Regions from separate parts of the Homo sapiens genome. Here region 2 is linked to region 1. Evidence: chromatin loops called from intact Hi-C (ENCODE). Cell type or tissue: ascending aorta. All regions are shown on one strand. Links, peaks and the distances in the headings refer to the core of each region. The heading gives the core; the rest is flanking DNA.

Region 1 (12,252 bases), core at 2,062-10,061:
GTCTACCTTGTTCCTCAATATATCCAGCCCCTTCACAATACCGTAAGTCTGATTTCCAATAAGTATTCTATCTGATAAATGAATGAAAAAATGAGTACCTTAACTCATAAGTAGGTGATTTGTTATTGAACTCTCAGGGTACATCTCTCTTATTCTCAAGAGCAGAGCTGCCTGCCTACTAGCACAGAGTTATGCATTGGGTAGGTATCTTGTAATTATGAATAAGTGCCTACCACAAATTTAATATCTACGGAGTTTACATTTGAGTATTTCTAGATTTAGACTCCACAGTGATCCTGCTTTATAGTTAATTCTAAATGGTTGATGGTGGGAGCCTGAAGCAGAATTCTGACTGATTAGGTAAATTACCTGGTAGGCGCTACATTCTAATGAAGATTTCAAAATTGCTTGCAGCCATGAAAAGGAATAAGATCATGTCCTTTGCAGGGACATGGATTAAACTGGAAGCCATCATCCTCAACAAACTAACACAGGAACAGAAAACCAAACACCGAATGTTCTCACTCATAAGTGGGAGTTGAATGATGAGAACACATGGACACAGGGAGGGGAACATCACACACTGGGGCTAGTTGTGGGGTGAGGGGCGAGGGGAGGCAGAGCATTAGGACAAACAGCTAGTGAGTGCGGGACTTAAAACCTAGATGATGGGTTGATAGGTGCGGCAAACCACCATGGCACACGATACGTCTGTAACAAACCTGCACATTCTGCCCTTGTACCCCAGAACTTAAAGTAAAATTAAACAAAACAAAATAAAATTGCTACACTTGTGCTGTTTAATGGCACTAGTATACCTCATATATTATCACTGGGCTTTATTGTAGGAATACATTTTCATCGGTCTGCTTGTCAAAAATCTATCCAGTTCTTTGCTCTGCAAAGACCTGACAGAGAGACTTCCACTCCCATTTTATTTTCCTCCCCTGGGGCAGATGCAAAGGAGAATTTTCACTGTATTTACATTGGCATTTTGCCATAATTTCCTCCATCGCCTGTGACAGAGAGGCTGTCTACTGATATCCCTGTTCCTTTTCTTTCATGGCTGTAGAATTTTCAGTTGGGCCACCTAGTTAGAAACCACATTTCCCAGCCTCCTTTGCACTTAAGCATGGCCAGGAGATAAAGTTATGGCCAGTGGGTTGCAAATGGAAGGTATGTGTGCAGCTTCCAGATCATGCACTTGAAAAATGAGTGTCTTCCCTTTCTTTCCTTCTCTGGCTTAAATGTGGATGTGGTAGTGCCAACCATGCAAATGAAAACAACATCCAAAGATGGCAGAACAACAAAGTGGAAGGCAACTGGGTCAACAACCTCATAGCCGCCATGCAGCCCAGATGAGGGGTCAGAAGGTTCCACAAGATAGAACTTTCTATTTTAAGTGACTGTTATTTGGGATCTTTTTTAAAAAATGCCCTTGTAGGCCCCACACTTTTCTACCTTCCCCATTAAGAAAAGTCAGCAGTATCACCTCCATTTTGCTAAACCGAGGTCAAGATAGGGTGTGCCCCTGTTGCTCAATGAAATCAGCAGAAATTCTAGATGTTGAGCCACCGTCTCCTGCGACGCGTTTCCTCGGCTTCTTCGGCCGCCCAAGCTTCTTCTCTTCGTTGAACTATCCTTACCCTTCTTTCAGCTCCTGTCTTGATCTTGCCCGGGGACATTGATAAGCCTGCACAACAGATCTGAATAATGGATACTTTGAGAGACGCTAAGCAGGCTTATCTCCTACTAGCAATATTTTTTACATTCCCAGATGGAATTTGCCCCATTCCTTTTTCTCAGCTTTCCCTGAGGTTTCATTTACCGTACCAAAATAGAAGCACAGTTTCTTTCGCCTTAGAGATGCCTCCAGAACATGTGATCTGAGCTTGTCACTGTGGATTGTTTTCAGGTTATTAGAGACCCCTCAGACATCAAAAATATCAAAGCCCATTCACCATTTGTTGAACAGAGATGATCATCATGTCTCTAAGTAGTCTAAATGAAAGCAGCCAAGAAAAAAGGTGGGGTAAGTCAACTCGTTCCTGCAACAATTGTTTGTCAGGCACCTGCTCAGGTACCATCCTAGGCACTGGGGATACACTGGTGAACAGACAGTCAAGGACACAGAACTCTCATTTTAGCTGGAGAGAGACAGGCAAGGAAGAAGAGAAGGAGGAGCAGAGGAAGAAAAGAGAGGAGAAGGGGAAAGAGAATGGGAAGAAGAAAAATGGAGAAATTTCAGACTGCTAGGAAGACATTCAGTATGCTATGAAGAAAACACAGTGGGTATGGATCAGGGAAGGTCTCTCCCAGGAGACACTGATTGACTTGAAGTTCCAATGACAGGAAGTTGTTGGTCCGGGAAAGGGAGCAGCAGATGCCAAAACCCCCAGGTGGGAACACACTGGGTGTGTTGAGGGGAAGAACCAAGACGCTTATGGCTACAGTGCAGTGAATAAGGGGTGAAGGGCATGAGATGGAGTCAGCTCATACTCCTTCCGGCCCCTCTTTTCACACATTGGAAAGGTCAGGGAAAGAAGCAGTGAGATGCCCACCTTTAACTATTGTTCTTCCCAACAAGAAGAGAGGAGCTGAAGAAACCTCTGTGAGTCTGGGTTCCTGGGCCCAGTCCCCATCTATTCAATGTCCTTTAAAGAATACTCTGCCTGCAGTGTTTACACTTGTACGCGTGGTAATTCTGATAGTGACAATAAGTATTGGTAATTGACAGCATCGCTAAACTTCCATATTGAGTGTATCCTCCTCTTCCAATTCCAACTCCTCTAAGATACATATCTTTCAGCACACTCAGATTGTAAAACCTCCTTTTTATTAAGGCTGAATGTTTAATGGAACAACTAATCCTAAAAGCAAGGCTGAGAGTGACAAAAAAGAATCTTGCCTTGAAACCCCTTTTCTCTGCATTTAGGACATGGCAGCTCAGATAGCCCCATCTCAGCTTTGAGCCACCCAAGACAAGGGTTCCAGTCAGGTCTCTGGGATAGATGAAATGGGCTCATATGACTCTGTCTTCAGACTTCAGGTTTACCTTTGAAATGAACGTAAGTATCTCAGAGACTAATGTCAGCTAATTGGTATGTAAATTATTGAATATACTTTTTCTCTTTTCCTGGAAATCATGATAACTTCTTCCTCTCTCTGCGGCATACCTGTCATTCTCCATAAATTCAAAGAAATCACTGCAGACCTGTCTGTGGTCAGTTATTCATTGCCTGTGCTGTCAATGGGGAAAGCACATGGACTGGCCACAGTCCCTCAAGTCTTGTGGACACAGATACTGTGCAAGTAATGTCTGGGGTGAGAACCATTAGGGAGGAGAAAATCAGGTCCCTTTGCAAACAACCATCTTCAATGTCCAGCCCTGGGCCTAGAGAGCTAGGTGAGTTCTCACCTTGGGTGAGAGTTCTTAAAGGTCTCACCCATCATGAGACATTTGTTCTGTCCTTTAGAGATTATTTTGCTTTGTGATGTATACTGGAGGAAAAAAATAGGAGCAACTAGTTTTGCTTTCTAGCATCCGCCTCCATTACCCTATCTCCCAAAGCATGACCCCATCCCATTTTTCTTACTCCAAACATCATCAAAATATGGGCGATGTAACATAGAAAATGATGTGGAATGGTGGGAAAAGGCCAGCATTTGGCCTGAGATGATCTGGGCTTTCATCCCAGCTTTGCCTCTGAGAAGCCCCTCCACACTCCGAGGATAACTCCCATCCCCACTCTCACGGGTTATTGTGAGGATCAATGTGATCATTTACATGAAAATGCTTTGCAGACCATGGAGCATTATTCTCATGTCAGCTGCTGTTCCACAAGTCGTAGCGTATTCTGGACTTCAGCTTTTCCTGACACTCAGATACAGATTCCTGCTATTCTTTTGTGACACCCTTCATGACATGCCCCTCCTTCCATCTTTTGTTTGTGTTCATTTAAAATCCAGGCTAGAATGGCTTTCCCTCAGCGCCATGCTGGTTCCTTTAACTGCCTCTCTTATTTTCTTCCTTGTTGTTATTTTCTGTAATGTTCCAGATGAGATGTCATTGCAGGCTTCACAACCTTCCCAGGGTCTTTCGGAGTCATCCCCCAATCCAAATCCCAGGCACCCCCCTATTCCATTTTACCAACTTGGAAAATCAGAAAATTCCTTTCAATCCAGATCAGAGTTGTCTCTCTCAGACTGGTGTCAAGTAAAGATTTATCAAACCCTTGGCTTGTCCATGAAGTCTGTCCCGTTTGCTGTGGCCCAGGAGGAACTCTACAGAAGCCAGGGGGTCAGAATTCCTTTTCAGGGTCTGACATGGTGGTTCACAGCCTCACTTGACCAGAACGTTCATCCGCACACTCAAAGTTTTCTTGGCACTTCCAGACCTACTGTGAATCAGGCCCAGCCAAACCAAGAAGCCTTGCTCAGCCTGGCCTTGCTGGCTGCCATGTCTTTGTTCACTGCAGAGCATGACCTCAGCCTCCCAGGCAGTTTGCAGCAGCTGGGGCAAGCTTGAGAGCTGATTTACACTTGGTCTGGGAGGCAAGTCCTCTCTCTCAGGACCTACCAGAGGCAGCTCAAGCACGAGCTTCCTTTCTTCATCCAGGCTGGCCACCACTGACCCTGGTGGCAGCTGGCCAGCCGCATTACTGCCCTCTCTGTTCCTAACAGCCACAGAGGCCTTTGCGTTGAAGCTCTTGGAGTCAAAACAAGAATGTCCTAATCCTCTGCTTGGGAAGCTCCAGCAGTTGCCAGGTGACATCATAGGAGGGGACTGGGGAGAAGTCCTGAGGCAGGCAGGGAAGCAGAAGCTGAGGATTAAGCCGGTGTTTAAGTACAAACATGGGAAAACTCAAGCATACAGAAAGGAAACTAACATCACTTTTTTCCACTTCACTTAAAGAGGTTGCTGGATAATCGCAGTTCAGATGCAACTCCTTCATTAGAGGTGCCTTGTAGCCAGCGACAGTGACTGGGGAAGGAAGCAAGGTGCATGATAAAACACTGGGGTGTTAGGGGAAGGGGAGGAGGGAACATCATGATGCTGGCAAAGACACTATGGAAGCAGGTCCTTCCAAGCTGTGGGCAAACAAGCCAGGGACCCAGCACACTTCAGCTGGGGTTCTTATCCTAGAATCCACAGCTTTCTTCCTGGCCTGGGCGTGTGGTTTCTGGAAACATAGAGAAACATAACCAAAGAGCATCCCAGTAAAACGCATATGGTCCTTGAGCAAAAAGCCCAATCATGGCAGAGTGGTGGCTGTACCCCAGCTCCCAGCCTCTGACCTTTGCTTTACCAAGCACCTCTCTTTAGAGTGACTTATAAGGAATCTCAGAGGGTATGCCTGTGTTTTCAAACAAAGATGCAGAGCTGTTTGGTTACTATGCAGGAATGAGTCTTTCTTCTTTCTTTCCTTTTTTTAGCCTCCTTAATTCAATCTACCCATCTTCCATACTCATTACCAAATGTCACCGAATCCCCTGTGTCAGACAGAAACAACAATTGTTTGCTTGAAACACAGGTTCATTTATATGCTGGAATATGACACATCTTACAAATGGCAAATCGAGAAGCATTCTGAAAAATAAGCACTGGCTGGGAAAAAAAATGTAACTTTATATTGTCCAAAACACTCAACGGGGAAATGCCATTATTTTCACTTGCTGCAATCAGAGCCATCAATAGACCTCATCTTTTTTAATTCTGAGTACTTTTTAAAAAGTGTGTCCGTTTAGGTTCTGGCAACTAAAGCCTGAGGATTTTGTTGTTGTTTTGGTCACAATTTCGGAACTGTTTAAGGATTTTCTTGGAGTTATTTAAGAAAGTGGCCCCTTTTCTTCTTTCTTTCTTTATTTTGTTTTGTTTTGTTTTGTTTTATGGAAATATTGACCCATCAGGTTTTACTTAAATCCTCCTTGGTTATGGGCCTCCGAAGACAAAGCCATATCCATGGCAACCACAGGCCACACAGCAGAAGAAAGAACACATCCAGACACAGCGCATAATAGCTCTGTTTACTGATGACTAAGATCTTGAAAGCACTACTGTACATTCCAACTCCCAGCTCAGGGCAGGACTCCAGCCCGTCCTCATCTTCCAAGTCCAGCATCTATAATCAGAGCCACAGAAAGGGAGAGAAGCCCTTTTCCCAGCCCTGGTCTGCTCCTCCCTGGGGGTGAGGGATATGCCGCTTCCATCAAGGCTCTCGATGGTCCTGCAAGAAACAGTAGGCCAAAATGAGAGGGAGGCTGGATAGGGACGAGTTATGTGGGGAAGTACTGGAGCCCTTACAGTTCTAGGGGTTTCTCTGCCTAATTCTAGCTGTGGTGGCTGCCTTCTGAGGTCGGCCCTGCAGAAACAGCCTCACACTGAGGCCATGCTCCAGAGACAGGCCTTCAGACCCCGAGAGGTACTTGAACACACAACAGCAAGTTCAAGTTCACATTCAAGTGTTTTGTGACTTACCCTTTGACCCCTTCACACACCAGCATACCTCATTCCATCACTCTTTTCCATGTGCCAATAAAATCCTGGTAAACACATAAGCCCAAGTAAAAGGCTGTGCACACCAAGTGCCTCCCAGCTTCCTGACACACGGACACAAAACAAGAATGGATACAGCTCTCCTCAAACTGCTAAACAAGAACAAAGAAGTCTCAGGCTTGCAAAGATCTCTCAGGCAGCCCAGCCGTTCCTCTGGAAAATGAGTTCGTCAGAAAAAAACACTTGGAATGGAAAGGACTCAAGTCCAGAGGGCTTTTATTTAAACCCCAAACACACAGAGCCCTCTACGGTAAGGTTTCAGGTGCCCAGATCTGGGAGGCAGGGGCCACGGAAGATGGGGAGCAGCCAGGGGCCTGCGATCCAATCCCATGTGCCCTGCAGGGACTCCCAGGCAATGAGAAAAGCCATCTCTATGGCTCGTGAATTGTGGAAGCCACTGCTAAGGGGAGGAAGAAGGAACAGAATCAGTGCTTCATTTGCAGCAGCTTGAGTTTTTATCTGTTTTCTGTGTGTGATTCTACATGCATATTTGATTGAATTTTTTAAAAGTTCCAGCAGTTAAAACACCTTGAAAATCACAGTTTGAGAAAAGAAGAGGAATAGCAGGAGGAGGAGGAGGGAGGAGGGGTAGGAATACAGGTGTGCCAACTGGGCGGCATGCACACACACACACATTAGCTAATTTAGCCATCATCCCATTAACCTTATCAGGCAGGCACTGTGTGTTCTATTGCTTTCTATAGATGATGCCGGGATTTGAACAAAATACAGAACTTTCCCCAAGGTCACACATTGGCAGAGTCATCCCAAGTCATGCATCAAGGCTGACGCTGCTCCCCAGGGCTAACTAACTCTCTCCCCTCCCCACCAGCTTTATTTCTCTGCAAACTTGTAGCTGTTTGCATATGATTACAGAAAATAGGAAAGGTAACCTAAAGAAAGGTAACACGGGCTGGGACAGCTCTACCAAGAAATTCCAAATATTAAGCGCTTGCTAATGTGCAGTACTCTCCAGGCTGAATCAGTCACTGTGACAACCTTTGATGGCAAATGTATTCTGACTTCTAAAAGCTCCATCCTGAAAAGCAGGACTCTCTGTTTCTTGTCATCAGTGCCTGAGGTACTCTTTTAGATCTCCGTGCTTTGGAGATGTTTAAGCTGCTCCAATTTTTACCATTACAGAGAACTTCGTAGAATTGCTGGGAATTGGAGCCAGCTCTCTATGCACAGGGAATTTTCCACAGTGTCCTTGCCAGAAAGGGAGCGTGAGCTCAAGTTACAAGGCCAAGTGAAAAGGATTTGTGAAGGTTTCCTTTCAGAGCCGTGTGCTGGGCAACCACTTACAACGAGGAACCAGCTTTTGGACTCAAAACGGCTGGTGAAAGTAGCCAAGGCTCTGTGCCCAGATCTGCTGGCTTTTTTATAATTTGAACTAGTTGGAAAACTCACTAGAGAAGGTTGGGTTTAGCAGGAGCATCAGGGCTGCCAGAACGGGGGAAGTAACAATGCCCCAGTATCAGGCTTTTTGCTTGGTGTCTGGTCATTGAGTTCATTTTGCTTGCCAGGGGCTTATGGATCAAGCAGAAGCTGGAGAATGAATCTGTGACACGAACTTCATAAAGAATCTTGCACTGGCTGCACGGTTGATCCCTCAGAACATCTCCAAGGGTTGTTGAACTTGTTTCACCCAGTTCAACTTTGGGTGAAACAAGGAAGCAATTGGTGGTGAGGAAGGGAACAGAGAACTGCGATGCCAGGGACTCACATCTACACCTGGTCACTCAAAACTAAAGAACCAACAGAATACAGCAGCTGCTTCGTCTATGTGCTGATGGAGCAGTGGAAGCATAGGTATTCTCTTCCAGGCCCTCTGACTCCTTTCTACCACTGACTCCCAAGCCAATCACCCTCATTCAGCAGTGACCTACCTTTGTCTTTGTGTCATGCACTTAGGTCCGCTGGCAGATTGTTGTGGTAGTCAGCGTATTGAACCCACATAATCTATAGGTTCCTTATGTTTATTCTTCTCACTAAACTTTTTAAAACTTTGTTTTGAAATAATAATAGGCTCACAAGAAGTTGCAGAACGCTTAAAATTTAACAATAATTTACTTGAGATAAGACCCGTAGCTTTTGTTTGTTTGTTTGTTTGTTTGAGACAGAGTCGCTCTGTCGCTCAGGCTGGAGTGCAGTGGAGCAATGTCGGCTCACTGCAACCTCCGCCTCCCGGGTTCAAGTGATTCTCTTGCTTCAGCCACCCATGTAGCTGAGATTAAGGGGCCCGCCACCATGCCTAGCTAATTTCTGTATTTTTAGTAGAGATGGGGTTTCACCATGTTGGCCAGGCTGGTCTCGAACTCTTGACCTCAAGCGATCCACCTGCCTCAGGCCTCCCAATGTGCTGGGATTACAGGTGTGAGCCACCATGCTAGGCCTAGAGCTGTGGTCTTACTCACTGTATCTTCCTTTCTTGGAGGTCTGTTTGCTCTATGGGGGACACAACATGAGGACAAGAGTAACAGGAGACTAGACATTCATGAACACTTAGGGTCTAACTTTCTTACAAGCAGAATGATTTTATATATATATATATTTATATACATATATGAATACACACATATATATGTGAGAGACAACCACTCTGGAGAAGAAATCCATATATATACATACATATATATATACACACACACACACATACATATATATGTGAGAGACAGAACCTCTCTCTAAATATCCAAGCTTTTCATTCTGTTTTTATTATTGCTGAGCCTCCTAGGAAGTGAATTTTATTTTCCCTTTTTATTACTGTATTTGTCATATCTGACATTGGCCTCTTTCCAGCTTGTGAAAGTACCAGTTGTTTCTGCTAACCCTTAAATAAGAGCTCAAATTATTGTAATTCTCGATATAGAAATTCATTCTGATAAATCTCCCCAGGGCCTTCCACACCCAGCTAAGGAATAGCAGACCAAGACTCCACCTTACAAGAATTTAAGTTTAAAAAATAAATAAATAAATAAACAAACAAAACACCTTCAATTTTCATTTGCGAGAGAATAAGGGAAGGTGCACTCTGACAAGAGGGAAGTTACCCAGAGGAAAAAAATCAACGGGATCTAGGTTATGCGGTTAAAAAGTCTTCAAATGCTAGAGAAGAGCATTTTGTGAGTGGTTGACACTTTTTGTTTACTAAAAAATATCACCTATAACCAAAATAGCATTTCCTGTGCAAGGCCCAAGGCATCTAGGTTTCGTTTCAGGGTGAGAAGAGGGACCACCCGCCTTGCCCTGGGGGAGGGGAGGAAGTGGTGCAGCACAGCTGGCTTGGAATCTTGTCCCTTCTCTGCCATCATTGCGGGTGATGCTGTTGTTCATCATTGTTCATAATCTGTATCTTTGCCCTTCTTTGATACTTGATGTATCAAAGATGTAGATTTCTGGAAGTAGAATTACCAAGTGAAAGGAAAGGCATGCTTATGGCTCTTACTATGTATTACATGCTAAGCAACTTTCCACGAAATGTGTACCAATTCACCTTCCCAGTGTATCCCACAGTCACACGCAGAGCCTGCAAGATGCTAAGTGCCAACATTAAAGCATTTACAAAATTATTGCAGGGTCTTTGGGGAGTCAGGTTCTTTGACTGATTCCTCACATAATATAACAAGATCAGAAGGGATTGGAAAATTTGCAGGCTTTATTGACCAAGACTTGTGAAAAATGGAGTAACAAGCACCCCAGACCCCCTGTTAGCTCATACTGTAATGTTGCAAACATTAAAAATCACATCTTCCTCAAGGCACTTTACTCCATCTGTCGGAAAATGATCATAATAAATATCAAATCTACAATGACTGCAATGGACAGGCAGGTCCTTTGAGCCATGTGGTGCACATTTGCTACTCTCAAGATGTCTGCCACTGCAGGTCTAGAGGATTCTATGCCAAAGTTTATCTCTGTCACTGAAGGCCAGATACACGACAGAACCTGTCACACCTGCTGGTGCACACACTCAGTCTCCCTCCTTCCTCCACCACTCCGTGATCGCACCAGCCAGGCACTGCTCAGTTAGAAAACCCCTAAGCCTCCTATTTGCCTGGAAATTACAGTTGCCCCCAGAGGTGTCTGCTTTCAAAGGTGTTCCAGTCTGTGTTTCCTGCCCTCTTAGGTTGCTCCATTTAGATATCCCAGCAGTGCCTCAAATTTGTCAGAGGAGACAAATCTCATTCTCTCTGCCCCACTTCTCTGTCTCTCTGGGGATGCTTATCATCTTGGGGTTGTCAACAAATCATCCCTTCCCTTCACGCCCCACCACCAAGCTGTTGCCAAATTCTGATTATTCCTCCTTCACTTCTCTTAGTGTTTCGCTCTCTCTCCACCTCCCCTGAATCAATTAACCCCAATCAGGACATTAATGAGCACAGGTTATGGAAAATTACTCCAACTTCTGATAACTGTCAAGTTTACTGCTCCTACCTTAGACTCAATGAACACATTGAAGACAATCCCCCTGTATGAGTGCTTACAGTGGAAAACAGCACTGGATGGAGAGGCACCCAGGGGCAAGAAATAAATGGTGAGGTCGATGCTTAGATTCGCTAAGCTTATGCATAATGAGAGAGTCAGGTGGAAGGTGGTGCAACTGCACGGGCTGCAGGTGTTCAGCCAACAGAGCCAAAACCCACTGGGGGCTTCCCTGACAACAGCAAGGTGAGCTCCCCAGGTCCACTGTTAAGTGCTGCAACATCTAGGCAAAGTTCTGACAGGCCCCCCTTTGCTGCACACAGCAGCATTCCAATTCTGCAACTGCTTTGAAGCTTCCAGTGGAAATCCTAATGCGGGCGTCATCCCCGCAACTAACCTGCAGTTCTGATGACGCAGAAATCCCCAGCATCAGATTCACCCCAAGGACCTACTGTTTCCATTTTAAAATTCAGGGCACACAAGGCAGGCCTCCCATAAAAGCTGCTGCTCCTCCCAGCCCCTCCTTACCCCTCTTTTGGGAACTTCCCCTTGGAAAGTTGGGAGAAAAGATGGAGAGAGGTCAGAACCAGCATGTTCCAGGTTTCCCCTGAGCTGCTGCTCTGAACACTTACCTATCTTTTGGCAAACAGTTTGTGGCAATAGACAATCCTTCTTCCTTCATCTCTACTGAAAAGAAAACTGGAAGAAATAATGAGTGGTAGGCCAGGTGTCGTGGCATACACTTATAGTCCCAGCACTTTGAGAGGCTGAGACAGGCAGATCATCTAAGATCAGGAGTTCAAAACCAGCCTAGCCAACATGGTGAAGCCTCATCTCTACTAAAAAATACAAAAATTAGCCAGGTGTGGTGGTGCATGCTTGTAATCCTAGCTACTCAGGAGGCTGAGGCAGGAGAATCACTTGAACCCAGGAGGTGGAGGTTGCAGTGAGCCAAGATCACGCCACTGCACTCTCGCCTGGGTGACAGAGCGAGATTCCATCTCAAAAAACAAACAAAGAAAAAAAAGAATTTGGCTTTGCCCAAAGAGAGGTCTGGCCTTTGCCTTCATCTTCTGGGATGAAATCTATGTCATTTCTCATAGGAGGATCTTTGTTTAAGGCAGGGGCTGATCCCTTCAGATTGTAGGGTGGGGCTGGCCATACTCAGTAGTCTTAGGGTGGGAGGTAGTCGTGCTAGAAAGACCAACCATGTGCCTTAGAGTGGGGGCTTTGTGTCACATGGTATCACTCAAGCTGGAGGCTGAGTTCAA
Region 2 (12,252 bases), core at 2,051-10,050, 130 kb before region 1:
AGACCCCTATCAAGCACATAACCAGCCAAAGTACTATGGAACTCTGCTGATCACAGGCACCAAATGTGCTGTTAATTTAGCACTCTGTAGGAGGCAAGATTTGGCAAATACATACATATTTCTTGCTGATCAAGGAAGGATCTAAATCCTAGAAATTATATAATCCCATGTTGAAGTAGGGTGCCTTCTTTATTTAAAAATCATGCATAGCAAGGTACTGTCTGACATTGTTGCAATCTTATTAGTTCTGCTGAGTAAGTTCTGTTCTTTGGAGTCTTTGGAATTAATAGACTAATGTGTGTGTATTGTGAGATGAGATGGGGCAGAGGGAGTGCAGCAAAAGGAAAGAATTTATGTGGCCATGCTATTAACACCCAGAGGCATCTTACAGGTGCGACCTGGTGAGAGGAGGGGAAAGGGTAGGGCAGAGACAGTGGGGACATTCTGCCAAGAATCAGCCATACCTTAGCTCCCCTGAGAACATATGGGAAATGCCAACAGGAAATGCCAACAGGAAATGGACAGGTCTCCATTTGGATCAGAGGTAATCCTGGCTGGAACAGAAAACATAGATGTGGGCATCTGGTGGTTCTCTTCTCTGCACTTGGAGGACATAGTATGAACACCTTACTGGGATCAAGAGGAAGATAGAGTCTGTACTGAGGTGTCAATGGTTCTCACATTAAAAAATAAAAATTACTGAAACCTGTCTTTTTAAATGAAATTTTTCTTGGGGCTCAGATATATAGAACAGATAAGTATGACATTTTTTTACTAGTATACATTTACTTTGAACATTTTTGTTTTTAATATTTGCTTATCAATAAGTAATAACAGCAAGACAACTTTGAAGAACATAAATATTTGGAATTAGGTATCATGCTTTGCTCCACATCAATCCAAATTATCTATTTCAGTTGTCCTTGATTATGTTTTGGTTTTTAAAAAATTGTTTATGTACATCTATGCAACTAGAAAACCCTTATTCACATAAGTAGATGCAAACGGAATGTGTGTGTGTGTGTGTGTGTGTGTGTGTGTGTGTGTGTGTTTTAGATCTCCTATCAAGTATAATATACTCCTCAAATGAATTAATCCAAAAACTTGGACAAGAAGTTGAAGAGATTTTTAGATTCAAATTTTAGTCACAACAATATTTAACAATGGCTTGCATTTCTTATCATAATATAAAAGTCAGCATCAAACACCCTAACTTCAGAGTAAATGGTAAAATATCTCTAATAAAATACGACACTTTGACATGTAGTGATAAATGTGTCAAGGCTATGGGCCTTCACCTGGTTTGAGGTTTCATTGAGCTCTATAGTAATGCTATTTAATTTTTACTTGAGCAGAGCAGCACTGGCCTAGTTTCAAAAAAAAAAAAAAGTGAGAACCATTGAACTATGCAAAACTACCCACTTTTTTTTTTCTAATTAATGACATATTTACAAAAACTTCAAGTATGTCTTAGTCTTTTTTTTCCTCTTGCTTATAGCAGAATAGTTGAAACTGGGTAAGTTCTAAGAAAAGAACTTTATTTCTTACAGTTATGGAAGCTAAGATGTCCAAGGTCAAGGGCCTGCATTTGGTGAGAGTCTTCCTGCTGTTGGGGACACTGGAGAATCCCAAGGCTGCACAGGGTATCATATGACAAGGGGGCTGGGCATGCTAGCTCAGGTCTCTCTTCTCTCTATAAAGCTATCAGTTCCCCTCCCATGATAACCCATTCATCTATTAATCTATGAATAAATGAATTAATTAATCAGGGCAGAGCCCTCATGATTCAGTCACCTCTTAAAGGCACCACCTCTCAAAATTGCACATTGGTGATTAAGTTTCACCATGTATTTTGAAGGGGACATTTAAGCCATGGCAGCGTATACTCACAGAGAAGGTAGAAGTTCCATACTGAAGAATTAACTCGATACCAAAATTAATGATGGTCCTTAATACATAGAACTGTGTTATGTAATACATTTACATGAATGCTTTTTCTTGTATATTTTGTTAAATAACTAAAATGTATTTAAACCATAAATTTGAATCAGACATTGGTAGAAATCCTAAAGAAACTTCTGAGAAATCTCTGCATCCAGTGTGGGAAGAGTTTGGATTCTGGAGGGGGGAAGATGAGAGGAGAGCTATATGAATGGTAAAGGAACGAGTCAGGTTGTAAAGGAGCTTATCCATAAAATTAAAGAGTTTGAAGTAGATTTTGAGAATCGTAAGCAAGAAAGTGGCATAGTCAGGTCTGAATTTTAGAGATCAAACTGGCTGCAGTGTGGAGCCAGTGCTATTTCCCTTTGCTGATAGTGACATTTACCTGGGGAGACAATGGATTTGGGTGAGAGTGGAGGGGAGGGGAAAAGGGCAATAGACTGATCAATTAGGAAGTGCTGTGACACAGGCCAGGGCTGATGATGGCCAGAACTAAAGTCATAGGTCTGTGGCTAGAAGCAACAGGGGTGTAAATTGGGGTATAAATTTAAGAGTTATCAGAGAGGCAAAATTGACAGGACTGTCATTGATCACATGGGGGCTGGGGATTGAGGTACAGAGGAGAAAGAGTAACACGAAATTTTCTGGCATGGGCAGTGAAGTGGAGGGGGTTTCCATCAGCATGACAGGAAATTCAAGAGGGAGAGGTTGCGGTGGGAGTGGAGGAAACAGATCATGAGCTCAGACATGTTGAGTTTGAGGTTGAAGCCAGTAAGTTGTCACTGAGTCCTGGCAAAAACCATGCTAAACAGAGTCCAGCACACAAAAACAGATAAGCAACAGATTTATCCTTCAAACAGCATATAACAAATATAAACAAATAATCTGATTATAAGGCAGAGGTGGTTGATGCTTTAAGGGAGGTGCATATCTCTGGAAAAAATAAGAGAGGGTAACTGAGAGGTTCGTGGGTCTTAAAAGATGAGTATGATTTGGCTTTTTGGAGCTGGGAAAGGAGGAAGGCAATGTAGGTAGGGACAACATGAGCCAGATACAAAGGCCAAAAAAAGAAAAAAATGACATTTAGGGGGAACTAGAATAATTCAGTTTGTTGGCTTAGGGTAAACAATAGTGATAGGTAAGGCTGGAGGGGCAGACTATGGCAGGTCAGGAAATGACTCGACCACTATGCTTTATTGTGGAACTGATTCCATACCTGTGGGAAGCCAGTGAAGGGCTCTGACAGGAAAGAGCATGTGGTTAGGGTTCCCTGAGATATGGTTTACTTCCTTCACTTCCAAACGACCAGCCTGGGCAACACAGGGAGACTCTGTCTACAAAAAATTTCAAAATTAGCTGTGTATGGTGGCACACACCTGTAGTCCCAGCTATTGGGGAGGCTAAGGTGGGAGGAGTCCTTGAGTCCAGGAACACTGAGGCTACAGTGAGCCATGATTGTGACTCTGCACTCCAGCCTGGGTGACAGAGGGAGACCTGGTCTCAAAAAAAGAAAAAAAAATTCAAGACACTTCCAATGGCAGGGACTCTGACCGCAGAAGTTGCTGGGAAAGCAATGACGTCACTTCTCCTATCACTCTCCCCAGGTAAATGTCACTATCAGCAAAGGGAAATAGCAGTGGCAACTGAAAAACCTTTGCAGTGGGGCCATGTGGGTGAAGCCATTCGGTCTGAGTCACTAATGCTGCTCTTTAACTCATTTTGGAAACTTTGGTTTGTGTTGTGGGGGTGGATTAATTGGCAGAAATCACAGAAGTAGTTATTACTCCATCTCGATTTGGGGAACTTGTGCAGAGATTTTTTTAAAACTCTTATTTTGCTTTTGGGTTTTGCCTCATTCTTATTCCTTTTTGAAAAAAAGTGATCCTGATGTAATGAGGTGAAGTTCATATCCTATGTTAGCAGTCCCAAGAAGGCTAGTGAAGTGGTTTTGTCATCAGGATATAAAAATTGGGCTTTTCCCCCAATAAAAAGCAGACTGTGGTCTGATAAATACTGTGAATGTAGAGCACAGAAAAAAAAAACTTAAGAAATTCATTGCAGGCTACTATTAATGCCATCTCCATTCTAACCACTGCCAATGGAAAAACCATGAGAAATGAGTCTGAAAAGGCCAAAATTTTCCAAATCAAGGAAGTCTCTCCCAGTTTCTCATTTTGTTTGTTTTCTGTCTGGTTACTTCAGACTATGACATATCTGTTATGTATATCTATGGTTAGTTTCACACGTAAACACGTATACACACACTGCAATGTTAGGAAGGTAACAGGAAAACCACTTGGAGAGAGTTCTGTTTTGAAACTGTTCGTTTAAATATGCTTTAAAATTTTCAGATGATTAAAGATCCTATTCCATTTGGGATCTCTCCTAAAATATCTGGAAACTGGCATGGATTACTAAACAATCCTAAATTAGTAGTCTTAACCAAAAGTATATACAGTACGCTGGAGAAGGAAACTGGGAAGCAAATTAATGAGGGTGATCATCAGACAAATCCAATGAGAAATGACCTCTGTTGGGACAGTTGTCATGGAGAAGTGGATGACCAGATGGTCTCTTCTGAGCTAAGCCAAGTTGGATGGAGCAGTAAACAGGTTTCTTCCCATAAGAAGTAGAAAGGGGAGTAAATATCAGTACCCTAAAAATCATTAGCAGTGGTCAAAAGATCAATACACTCGTTATCTCCAACAAGTTACAAATCATGAGTCAAAATTTTTAACCAGAAAGAGGGATCAAAAGCTTTAATTGTTCTGGGGTTCTAAAGTGCTGGAGATAGAGATCAATGTTTTATACCCAGAGACATTTGACTTAAAAATTTAGGTAAGTGGCGGGCGTGGTGGCTCACAGCTGTAATCCCAGCACTTTGGGAGGCCGAGGTGGGTGGATCACGAGGTCAGGAGTTTGAGACCAGCCTGGTCAATATGATGAAACCCCATCTCTACTAAAAATACAAAAATTAGCCTGGCTTGGTGGCGGGCACCTGTAGTCCCAGCTACTTGGGAGGCTGAGGCAGGGGAATTGCCTGAACCTGGGAGGTGGAGGTTGCAATGAGCCAAGATCACACCACTGCACTCCAGCCTGGGTGACAGAGCAAGACTCAGTCTTAAAAAAAAAAAAAAAAAAAGAAAAAGAAAAAGAGAAAAATTAGGTAAGCTAACCAGTTTAGGTCTCATGGAGAGCCAAAGTTAGATTAAGCAATGGTAATGAACTATCTATGTTAAATGCTAGCAGTATCAAATTGTACTTAGGTTTTTTTTGTTGTTGTTGTTTTTTACTGCTCCTTTTGGACCAGGGCTACCCATAGGCAGTGTGCCAAAAATAGCCAAGGAATTTATTTTTATTTATATCTTGCTGTAAGTTGCATTCTTTTTACACAAGGTTAGCAGTTAATGACTCAATGGTGGCAGCTACCTGAATTGCAGGCATGGTTCTTGGTAAATAAATAACATCTGACGGATTGTTTCTTGTTTTGGTTTTGGTTTTTTTTTTTTGAGATGGAGTTTCACTCTTGTTGCGCAGGCTGGAGTGCAATGGTGCGATTTCGGCTCACTGCAACCTCTGCCTCCCGGGTCCAAGCAATTCTCCTGCCTCAGCCTTCCTGAGTAGCTGGGATTACAGGCATATGCCACCAAGCCTGGCTAATTTTGTATTTTTAGTAAAGATGTGGTTTCTCCATGTTGGTCAGGCTGGTCTCGAACTCCCGACCTCAGGTAATACACCTGCCTCAGCCTCTCAAAGTGCTGGGATTACAGGTATGAGACACTGAATCCGGCCTGATGGATTGTTTTTAAAACTGAAACTCAGCTGGGCATGGTGGCTCACGCCTGTAATCCCAGCACTTTGGGAGGCTGAGGCAGGTGGATCGCTTGAGCCCAGGAGTTCAAGACCAGCCTGAGAAACATGGCAAAACCCCTTCCCTGCTAAAAATAAAAATAAAAGAATTAGCTGGGTGTGGTGGCACACACCTGTAGTCTCAGCTGCTCAGGAGGCTGAGGCAGGAAAATTGCTTGAACCTGGGAGGTGGAGGCTGCAGTGAGCTGAGATCATGTCACTGTGCTCCAGCCTGGGCAACAGAGTGAGACTCTGTCTCAAAAAAAAAAAAAAGAAAAAGGAAAAAAAAACCCTGAAAATTCATAAAATTGACCACAAATACAATCTATGTTTTCAGGACTTTTGCCTAATTACACAGTTTGAACGTGCTGTTAAATGGGTGAAACTATGTTTTATTTATCTATAAACATGAAAAATCAGTCATCAAAATTCTTTTTTTTCTTTTTTTTTTTTTTTAGATGGAGTTTTGCTCTCTGTCACCCAGGCTGGAGTGTGGAGTGCGGTGGCACGATCTCAGCTCACTGCAACCTCCGCCTCCCAGGTTCCAGCGATTGTCCTGTGTCAGCCTCCCATGTTGCTGGGATTACAGGTGCCCACCACCACTCCTGGCTAATCTGTAATTTTAATACAGGCAGAAATTTTAGTTTCACCATATTGGCCAGGCACCATGCCCGGCCCCAAATTATTTCTTAATCAATTTTTGTTTCTTTTGCAATCTCACATTACCAAAAATTTGTGGAGTGTAACTCCAAGTATTTCCTTTTGCATTTGTTAACTACACAAGGAATACATTCTCATTTTTTTAAATTCTAATAATCAGATAAATCAGAAGTTATCTCATTTAACAAGCCCCCACCAGCTATTACAGAAACCCTTCTACTATTACCAGTTTGATGTGTATCATTCAAGATCTTTTTCTACTATGTTTGCATAATATACTTTTGCATATACAGCATATGAATATGTATTTTTGCTTTATGCTTTTTTTCCCTCTTTGAGACATGATCTCTCTCTATCACCCAGGCTGGGGTGCAGTGGTGCAATCAGGGCTTACTGCAGCCTCGACTTCCTCAGGCTCAAGTGATCCTCCCATTTCATCCTCCCAAGTAGCTGGGACTACAGATACATGCCACCACGCCTGTCTAATTTGTGTAATTTTTGTAGATGAGGTTTCGACATGTTGCCCAGGCTGGTCTCAAACCACTGGACTCAAGCGATCTGCCCACCCCAGCCTCCCAAAGTGCTAGGATTGCAGGCATAAACCACTGCCTTTGGCCTATGCTTTTTAATATAAATATTATTATACTATACATATTTTTCTATAATTTTATTTTTTTATCTATCACAGGTGACAAAACACTATTTATTTATTTATTTATTTGAGATGGAGTCTCACTCTATTGCCCAGGCTGGAGTGCAATGGCATGATCTCGGCTCACTCAATGTCTTTGTTCAAGCAATTGTCCTTCCTCAGCCTCTGGAGTAGCTGGGATTACAGGAACGTGCCACCATGCCCAGCTAATTTTTGTATTTTTAGTAGAGATGGGGTTTCACCAAGTTGGCCAGACTGGTCTTGAACTCTTAACCTCAAGATCCACCCGCCTCGGCCTCCCAAAGTGCTGGGATTACAGATGTGAGCCACCGCACCTGGACACAATTTATTTTTTTAACTTATCAAATATCTTGGATATTTTTTTATTAGTGTGTAGAGATTAACTTAATTTTTCTCTTACATGATTTTTTGCATTAATTTTTTTTTATTTTGAAAGAATTGTAGATTCACAAGAAATTACTGCCTCCCCCTGAAAAAACAAAAAAAGGAAAGAGAGGTCCAGTCAGTGCACCTTTCACCCAGCCTCCATGTAACGGTCACATCTGACCTATAGTGCACTACCATAAACAGGAAATTGACATTGCTACAATCCACAGAACATATTCACATTTCACCAGTTTTACATAAGCTTATTTGTAAAAGTGTGTTTGTTTGTAGATAGTACTTTTTTATTATTCTTCTTCTTTAAGTTCCAGGGTACATGTGCACAATGTGCAGGTTTGTTATTTTGAGATACGTTCCATCAATACCGAGTTTATTGAGAGTTTTTAGCATGAAAGGCTGTTGAATTTTGTCGAAGGCCTTTTCTGCATCTATTGAGATAATCATGGTTTTTATCATTGGTTCTGTTTATGTGATGGATTACATTTATTGATTTGCATATGTTGAACCAGCCTTGCATCCCAGGGATGAAGTCCACTTGATCATGGTGGATAAGCTTTTTGATGTGCTGCTGGATTTGGTTTGCCAGTATTTTATTGAGGATTTTCACATCAATGTTCATCAGGGATATTGGCCTAAAATTCTTTTTTTGTTGTGTCTCTGCCAGGCTTTTGTATCAGGATAATGCTGGCCTCATAAAACGAGTTAGGGAGAATTCCGTCTTTTTCTATTGATTGGAATAGTTTCAGAAGGAATGGTACCAGCTCCTGTTTGTACCTCTGGTAGAATTCGGCTGTGAATCCACCTGGTCCTGGACTTTTTTTGGTTGGTAGGCTATTAATTATTGCCTCAATTTCAGAACCTGTTATTGGTCTATTCAGAGATTCATCTTCTTCTTGGTTTAGTCTTGGGAGGGTGTATGTGTCCAGGAATTTATCCCTTTCTTCTGGATTTTCTAGTTTATTTGCATGGAGGTGTTTATAGTATTCTCTGATGGTAGTTTGTATTTCTGTGGGATCGGTGGTGATATTCCCTTTATCATTTTTTATTGCATCTATTTGATTCTTCTCTCTTTTCTTCTTTATTAGTCTTGCTAGCAGCCTACCTATTTTGTTGGTCTTTTCAAAAAACCAGCTCCTGGATTCATTGATTTTTTGGAAGTTTTTTGTGTCTCTATCTCCTTCAGTTCTGCTCTGATCTTAATTATTTCTTGTCTTCTGCCAGCTTTTGAATTTGTTTGCTCTTGCTTCTCTAGTTCTTTTGTGATGTTAGGGTGTCAATTTTAGATCTTTTCTGCTTTCTCTTGTGGGCATTTAGTGCTATAAATTTCCCTTTACATGCTGTTTTAAGTGTGTCCCAGAGATTCTGGTATGTTATATCTTTGTTCTCATTGGTTTCAAAGAACATCTTCATTTCTGCCTTCATTTCGTTATTTACCCAGTGGTCATTCAGGAGCACGTTGTTCAGTTTCCATGTAGTTGTGCAGTTTTGAGTGAGTTTCTTAATCCTGAGTTCTAATTTGATTGCATTGTGGTCTGAGAGACAGTTTGTTATGATTTCTGTTCTTTTACATTTGCTGAGGAGTGTTGACTTCCAATTATGTGGTCAATTTTAGAATAAGTGTGATGTGGTGCTGAGAAGAGTGTATATTCTGTTGATTTGGGGTGGAGAGCTCTGTAGATGTCTATTAGTTCCACTTGGTGCAGAGCTGAGTTCAAGTCCTGGATATCTTTGTTAATTTTCTGTCTCATTGATCTGTCTAGTATTGACAGTGGGGTGTTAAAGTCTCCCATTATTACTGTGTGGGAGCCTAAGCCTCTTTGTAGTTCTCTAAGAACTTGTTTTATGAATCTGGGTTCTCCTGTATTGGGTGCATATATATTTAGGATAGTTAGCTCTTCTTGTTGAATTGATCTCTTTACCATTATGTAATGGCCTTCTTTGTCTCTTTTGATCTTTGTTGGTTTAAAGTCTGTTTTATCAGAGATCATGATTGCAACCCCTGCTTTTTTTGCTTTCCGTTTGCTTGGTAGATCTTCCTCCATCCCTTTATTTTGAGCCTGTGTGTGTCTTTGCACATGCGATGGGTCTCCTGAATACAGCACACTGATGGGTCTTGACTCTTTATCCAATTTGCCAGTCTGTGTCTTTTAATTGGGGTATTTAGCCCATTTACATTTAAGGTTAATATTGTTGTGTGTGAATATGATCCTGTCATTATGATGCTAGCTGGTTATTTCGCCTGTTAATTGATGCAGTTTCTTCATAGCATCAATGGTCTTTACAATTTGGCATGTTTTTGCAGTGGCTGGTACCCATTGTTCCTTTCCATGTTTAGTGCTTCCTTCAGGAGCTCTTTAAGGCAGGCCTGGTGGTGATAAAATCTCTCAGCATTTGCTTGTCTGTAAAGGATTTTATTTCTCTTTCACTTATGAAGCTTGGTTTGGCTGGATATGAAATTCTGGTTTGAAAATTCTTTTCTTTAGGAACGTTGAATATCGGCCCCCACTCTCTTCTGGCATGTAGGGTTTCTGCTGAGAGATCCACTGTTAGTCTGATTGGCTTCCCTTTGTGGGTAACCTGACCTTTCTCTCTGGCTACCCTTAACATTGTTTCCTTCATTTCAACCTTGGTGAATCTGACAATTAGGTGTCTTGGGGTTGCTCTTCTCAAGGAGTATCTTTGTGGTGTTCTCTGTATTTCCTGAATTTGAATGTTGGCCTGCCTTGCTAGGTTGGGGAAGTTCTCCCGGATAATATCCTGAAGAGTGTTTTCTAACTTGGTTCCATTCTCCTCATCACTTTCAGGTACACCAATTAACATAGATTTGGTCTTTTCACATAGTCCCATATTTCTTGAAGGCTTTGTTCATTTCTTTTCACTCTTTTTTCTCTAATCTTGTCTTCTTGCCTTATTTCATTAATTTGATCTTCAATCAGTGATATCCTTTCTTCCACTTGATCAAATCGGCTATTGAAGCTTGTGTATGCTTCACAAAGTTCTCATACTGTGGTTTTCAGCTCTGTCATATCATTTAAGGTCTTCTCTACACTTTTTATTCTAGTTAGCCATCCATCTAACCTTTTTTTAAGGTTTTTAGCTTCCTTGCAATGGGTTAGAACGTGCTCCTTTAGCTCAGAGAAGTTTGTTATTACCGACCTTCTGACGCCTACTTCTGTCAGCTCGTCAAACTCATTCTCTGTCCAGTTTTGTTCCCTTGCTGGCGAGGAGTTGTGTTCCTTTGGAGAAGAGACATTCTGGTTTTTGGAATTTTCAGCCTTTCTGCTCTGGTTTCTCCCCATCTTTGTGGTTTTTGTCTTGTTTGTAGATAGTTCTATGCCTTATTGCATATATAGCTTTATGTAAGTTTACTTTTTTTTTTGTTTTGAAGATAAGGTCTCACATTGTTGTCCAGGCTGGCATGCAGTGGCATGACCTCAACCTCTGCCTCCCAGGCTCAAGCCATCCTCCCACTTCAGCCTCCCGAGTAGCTGGGACTGTAAGTGTGCACCACCATGCCCAGCTGATTTTTGTATTTTTTGTAGAGATGGGGCCTCACCATGTTGCCCAGGCTGGTCTTGAGCTCCTGAGCTCAAGCAATCCTCCTGCCTTGGCTTCCCAAAGTACTGGGATTACAGGCATGAGCCTCTGTGCCTAGCCATCTTACTTCTTTTTTTTTTTTTTTTTTTTTTTTTGAGACAGAGTCTTGCTCTGTTGCCCAGGCTGGAGTGCAGTGGTGCGATCTCAGCTCACTGCAACCTCCACCTCCTCGGTTCAAGCAATTCTCCTGCCTCAGCCTCCCAAGTACGTGGGACTACAGGTGTACATCACCATCCTACCAAGTAGCTGGGACTACAGGTGTGCATCACCACGCCTGGCTAATTTTCTTTTCTTTTTTTTTTTTTCTTAACTACAGGTGTGCATCACCATGCCTGGCTAATTTTCTTTTTTTTTTTTTTTAAGTAGAGATAGGGTTTTGCCACATTGGCCAGGCTGATCTCAAACTCCTGACCTCAGATGATCTGTCTGCCTTGGCCTTCCAAAATGCTGGGATTACACGTGTGAGCCACCACACCCAGCTGGCTTACTTTATTTTTAAGACCTTTGTATTATTGTTCAAATATACTCCTGGCAGTATATCTTTTGGAAAAATTCCTGAAGAATGTATTTTTTAAGTGGCTTTTTAAAAATGGCCTTGGAAATTTCTCTTACAAAAAACTATTAGTTAAGGTAATTATTAAGATTTAAGACATTCTGAGAAATGTATTGTTAGGTAATTTCATTGTTGTAGGAATATCATAGAATGTACTACACAAACACAAATGGTATAGCCCAGCAATATCCCCAACCTTTTTGGCACCAGGGACAGTTTTTGTGGAAGATAATTTTTCCAGGGATGGGAGAGGGTAGGGGGAAGGAAGAGGTGGGGATCATTTCTGGATGACACTGTTCTGCCTCAGATCATCAGACATTAGTCAAGAGAGTCCAATCTTTTGGCTTCTTTGGGCCACATTGGAAGAAAAAGAAGAATTGTCTTGGGCCACACATAAAATACACTGACACTAATGAAGCCAATGAGCTAAAAAAAAAAAAAAGAAGTTGCAAACAAATTTCATAATGTTTAACAAAGTTTACAAATTTGTGTTGGGCCATATTCAAAGTCCCCCTGGGCCACATGCAGCCCGCAGACCACAGGTTGGACAAGCTTGAGTTGGATTCTCATAAGGAGCGTGCAACCTAGATCCCTC

Evidence for each region. Peaks named below come from ENCODE experiments on the same cell type or tissue, not always from the same donor. Only the 100,000 strongest peaks of a DNase experiment are listed, where the experiment ranks them.
Region 2: a loop joins it to region 1, with 2.4 times the contacts of the local background. A loop is called at or near these places in 3 of 110 quality-filtered maps.

Annotation. Positions count from the first base shown.
Region 1 is chr13:44,899,140-44,911,391 of GRCh38, forward strand. It overlaps LOC107984619 (a long non-coding RNA gene), which reads right to left. Exons shown (of 2, transcript XR_001749860.1): 2 at 6,013-6,227. Among named protein-coding and RNA genes, the nearest start is that of TRE-TTC2-1, 13 kb to the right of the region's middle. In ascending aorta, for the core only: no CTCF peak of the experiment used is centred there; DNase peaks (open chromatin) are centred at 4,632, 6,062 and 7,813; H3K4me3 peaks cover 730 bases; H3K27ac peaks cover 3,723 bases.
Region 2 is chr13:44,765,818-44,778,069 of GRCh38, forward strand. No RefSeq gene overlaps it. Among named protein-coding and RNA genes, the nearest start is that of LINC00330, 38 kb to the right of the region's middle. In ascending aorta, for the core only: no CTCF peak of the experiment used is centred there; no DNase peak of the experiment used is centred there; H3K27ac peaks cover 1,431 bases.